Linked DNA regions of Homo sapiens: region 1 is linked to region 2. A link is a loop called in an ENCODE intact Hi-C map of the cell type or tissue named here. Cell type or tissue: heart left ventricle. All regions are shown on one strand.

Region 1 (2,500 bases), 480 kb before region 2:
CTGGAGGCAGGGTGAGTGGACCAGCTGGGAGGATGGGGCTTGGATGAGGTTGGGAGTTCTGGGGGTGCCCTGATGCTTTCATGAGTTAATTACTCAGAGCAGGCAGGGGGCTGCATCAATTATTCATTTTATTATTGCTGTTAGCAGTGGGTGGCTGGATGAGGAGTGGAGTCCCCCACTGGCGAGGCCAGGCCAGGTGAGCATTGGTGGCACCTGGGAGAGCCCAAGTCCTGCCCACACTGTCCATTGCAGGCAGGGCCCTTCCTGCTCAGCCCCGCTACGGGGACAGGGCCTTCTATGCCCCGTGCCCCTTCCTCCTCTGGCCTAGGTGTTTCTGGGAGCTGGGCTTACCTTGACCAAGCTGGAGTGAGTTAGACCTGCTGTGAGGTGACCTGCAGGTACCTGGGCCAGATCAACTGCCCTGCGGGGAGTGGTGGTGGTGGAGAGGGCTGATAGTAAACTGTGCTGGCAAGTATGGCCAGGGGTCCCAGCTGTTCTTCATGGAAAGGCCACGGCAGCCAGAACCACTTCCCAGAGGGGGCGGGGCCGAGGGGGAGGGCGCTCCCACATGGGTGGGGCCTGGAGGGGAGACCCACAGCTGCGGTCACCAGGCACCCACCAAGCCTGGTGGGTGCGCACAGGCTGAGCAGTCAGTGCTGGCTCGGAGATGCCCGCACAAATGTCAAAGAAGCTGCTATTCGGGCCAAGTGTTCCGACTACAGTGCAATTAAGAGAGAAAGTGATAACAAAATAGATAACTCTAAAAGAGTTGTATATTTAGAAAATTTGAAACACATGTTTGAATGATGGGTCAAAGAAACAATGGAATAGAAAGTTTGGGGTTAAATGATAAAAATAGAATGCTGAGCGCTGTGGATCACGGCCGTCGAGGGCTACATGCCCTGCTGCCTGCTGACGTCTGGAGAGCCCAGTTGTACAGGAGAAGTCCACACCCAGGTGCCTTCCTTGGCTCCCGCAGTGGGAAAGGTGGGAGGGGGCGGGACAGTGGCCAGGCCTCCTATGGGCACGGGAGTCTGCCTGCTGGGGTCCTGAGAGGGGGGCGGACCCTAGCTTCTCCGTGGGGTCTGGGTCTGGGGAGCCACTTGGCCCTGCCCGTGGGGACCAGGGTTCCACAGTGGCTCTCTGGCCTGCCATAGCACCCAGGGTTGGACTCCAGGGCAGCACAGTGTTCTCAGCCCTGGGCAGGACGCCAGATGCATCCGGTGGTGCACCGAGTGCAGAGCTGTCTTATGTGAGGCAACCGGGGACGCTGTCAGGGGAAGACACAGGAGGGGATCTCCAGGACAGCACCAGTGCCAGGCAGGGCCCAGGTTGCAGAGTGGAGAGGAAGGAGCAGCAGGTGTGGGGAGGCTGGTGCCCTCGGTCCACCCTGCCGGTGCCCAGGCCTGGGTGTGGTGTACAGTCATGTGCCTGGGGGCTCTGGGTGTACACATTCATTCTGGGTGTGTGCATTTATACCCAGATGCTGGGAGGGCCCCTGACCAGCCTACTGTCCAAGGGCTCTGCTGGGCGTTTCACTGACATGTGACTTAATGTGCCTCTTTTTGATGCCAGCATCATTACACTGATTTTGCCAGTGAGCCTCTGGGGTCTGCAGAGAGGGGCAGAGGCAGAGGTTGAGGCCAGGTCGCTCCCGTGCTCTAGGGAGCATGTTAGCAGGTGGTGTGGTTCTCTGGTGCCTCCCTTCATCTCTCCGAGCCTTCCTGCCGTCCCCGCCCTGCCCCTCCGTCCAGCTCCTGAGCTGGCCATCCCCCTTCCTGCCTTTGTGAGTGGTTTCCCCTGCCTGTGTGCCTCCTGAATGCACACTCCCACCTTGGGGCTCAGCTGGATGGCCCCAGTGGGGAGCACCTCCACCTCCTGGAGGTGAGGACGCCCCCCTCCTCTGGCCTATTGAGCCCCTGAACGTGCAGCGGTGGCACCTGGCTTCTGAGTGCTTGTTCTGTGCCCTCTCATCTCGTTCCTGCCTGTGAGGGCTATGACTCAGTGCATGGGCTGGGGATTCTGATAGAAGGGGTTTAGAGAGGGTATGCTCTCAGGAGACATCTGTGTGGGAAGGACAAGCACCATGCAGGGAGAGGAGGAGGCTGGACAGAAGTGCAGTTGTAGCGGAAGTCTAGCCTGATTCCATGGGGACTCCGGAGTGTCAACTGACCCCACAGCTAGCCTCCCTCTGAGGCAGGGGAGTTGGAGTCAGGCCCCTGCACTGCTCGGCCCTTGGATGCTGGCACTCCAGTCTTCTGCAGAAGGCTGCAAGTGTGGATGACTGCTGCACAGCCCTGGGGGAGTCTGGGTAGGGCCCAGCTGCAAGTCCCAGGGGCCACTGCTACTACCCCCAGAAAAGAGGCTACCCGCTGTGCTTGCAGGCCCTCAGCTGGTCCCTGGGGTGCTCAGAATGCAACCTCAGGTCCAGCCTGCTCCTGCATCCCACAGCACTGCCACACTGCATGGATATCTGTCTTCCTGGGGTCACTGTGAGTGT
Region 2 (2,500 bases):
TCCCGGGTTCACACCATTCTCCTGCCTCAGCCTCCCTAGTAGCTGGGACTACAGGCGCCCGCCACTACGCCCGGCTAATTTTTTGTATTTTTAGTAGAGACGGGGTTTCACCGTTTTAGCCGGGATGGTCTCGATCTCCTGACCTCGTGATCCGCCCGCCTCGGCCTCCCAAAGTGCTGGGACTACAGGCGTGAGCCACCGCGCCCGGCCATCAGCAGTCTTATAATCTCAGTTGATGGCAATTCCATCCATAAAGATGATTAGTCAAAATGCCTCCCACACACCTTTGTCTATTCGCTTTTTCTATCCTCCATTTCCAATCCATCAGAAAATTCCTGTTGACTCTACCTTTGAAGTACAACCAGAATCCAACCACTTGTCACTACTTCCACTGCTACCCCTTTGGGCTGTGCCCCATGCAGTCACACATGGATGACTGCGAAACCTTTCCCTTGGCCTCCCTGCTCCCACCTTTGCCCTTAAACAGTCAGTTTTCAATGAAGCAGCCAGAGGGCTCCTGTTAAAACATAAGGCACCATTGGTAATCTAAATTGGTAGAAATGCTTTGGAAATGGTTCAGCATGTCTATTATTACTGAGCATGCACTTACCTATGAGCCAGCAACAGAAGTAGATACAGAAAGGCACATAGGAATGTTTGGCTGGGCGTGGTGGCTCACGCCTGTAATCCCAGCACTTTGGGTGGCCAAGGAGGGCAGATCACGAGGTCAAGAGATCGAGACCATCCTGGCCAACATGATGAAACCCCATCTCTACTAAAAATACAAAAAATTAGCTGGGCTTGGTAGCACACACCTGTAGTCCCAGCTACTCGAGAGGCCAAGGCAGGAGGATCGCTTGAACCTGGGAGGCAGAGGTTGCAGTGAGCCGAGATTGCGCCACCGCACTACAGCCTGGCAACAGAACAAGACTCCGTCTAAAAATAAAAAAGGAATGTTCATAGCATTATCCAAACCGGGAAAAACCCAGACATCCACCAGCAAAAACCTAAAGACAAAACTGTAATATATATTTGCAATGGAAGGATATAGAACAATGAAAATAACCACCACATGCACCAACACAGAGGATACTTAGCGAAAGAAGCCAGACACAAAGAAGAACATACCAGATGATCCATTCAAAGCTTGAACCCAGGCAAAATTAACGTGTGGCAACAGAAGTGAAGATAATTGTGACTTTTGTGGAGGAGGGAATGTACGACTGGGTGAGGGCTGTTCTGTTGCTTGTGCTAGCTGATGAGTGTGTTTACTTTGTAACAATTTACTGAGCTTTAATGTGGCAAACTGTGCTCCTAGCTATTTAGCCAACTGATTTGAAACTTTTGTCCATACAAAAATATGTATAGCAGCTTTATTCATAACTACCCCAAAGTGAAGTCACTAAGATATCTTTAAGCAGATGAATGGATGAACACACTGTGGTATCCATACAATGAAAATCATTTGGCAATAAAAGGAAGTGAGCTATTGATTCACACTATAACATGGATGGATTTTAAATGCATTTTGCTAGTGAAAAGCCATCCCCAAAGGTTCTGTTTATATTACATTCCAGAAAATGAAAAACTGTAGGGATGGAAAACAGATTGGCAGTTGCCAGGGGCTGAGGAAAAGGACAGATTAACTACATAGAGGATGCACGAGAGAATTTTAAGGAGATGGAACTGTTCTGTATCATACTGAGGAAGTGCTTACATGACTGTATCCTGATCAAACCCATAGAACCATACATGAGGAAGGGGGATCTTTAATGTATGAGAAATTTAAAAATTAACCAAGATGTCTGGAGAATCCCAGGATGGAATGCAGCTTGTAACAAATGACCTAACTGAACTATAAATGTATGACATAATGTCACTGGAGCATGTGGAGAAAAAACAAACTGGCCTAAGTAACTTTGGAAAGTGATATTATGACTAGAAACTGAAAGGCTAAGGATAAAAGGAATTGTCCACAAACATTGTACTATAGTTGGTAAATTTGTTTCTCCAAGGGATATGCACTAACAAGTCAGAGATGGCTTTACCTGCATATTAAGGTTGAATAAATGAGTCATGGATAGTGAGAGCCAGATTTCTCACTGTTGGAGAGAGAAGTCACAGTGAGCAAGCTAGAATGAACATTGTGGTACTGGATTAGAGTCAAAATTGTGTGTGTGTGTGTGTGTGTGTCTTAGCTCTGTTTGCCTAGTATGCCCAAAAGCAATGACATCCTAGCATTAGTGTGCACACTGAGCTCCCAGATCTCGGTTTCTAAAACCATTCCCCAATAAAAGGAACCAAAGCTCCTTGGAGAAATGGCTGAGTCTAGGGCTAGGGTAGGAAATATGTAAGAGGAGCCTGAAGCATCTTGCAGTGCCAGAAAGTAAGGAATTGCTACAAACTGAAGGATATTGGTGTGTCAAAAAGGCCAGAAGCCAACTGAATGAGCTCCCAGTGGCTGAGCTCCCACCAGGGTGAGCTGGTGGGAGGCAGGGTC

Evidence for each region. Peaks named below come from ENCODE experiments on the same cell type or tissue, not always from the same donor. Only the 100,000 strongest peaks of a DNase experiment are listed, where the experiment ranks them.
Region 1: a loop joins it to region 2, with 7 times the contacts of the local background. A loop is called at or near these places in 1 of 110 quality-filtered maps.

What each region holds. Positions count from the first base shown.
Region 1 is chr10:43,259,156-43,261,655 of GRCh38, reverse strand. All of the region lies in intron 1 of RASGEF1A (RasGEF domain family member 1A), which reads left to right. Among named protein-coding and RNA genes, the nearest start is that of RASGEF1A, 6.7 kb to the left of the region's middle. RefSeq lists an enhancer at 1,506-2,289. In heart left ventricle, no CTCF peak of the experiment used is centred here; a DNase peak (open chromatin) is centred at 1,235.
Region 2 is chr10:42,776,475-42,778,974 of GRCh38, reverse strand. No RefSeq gene overlaps it. Among named protein-coding and RNA genes, the nearest start is that of BMS1, 5.1 kb to the left of the region's middle. In heart left ventricle, no CTCF peak of the experiment used is centred here; no DNase peak of the experiment used is centred here; H3K27me3 peaks cover 1,526 bases.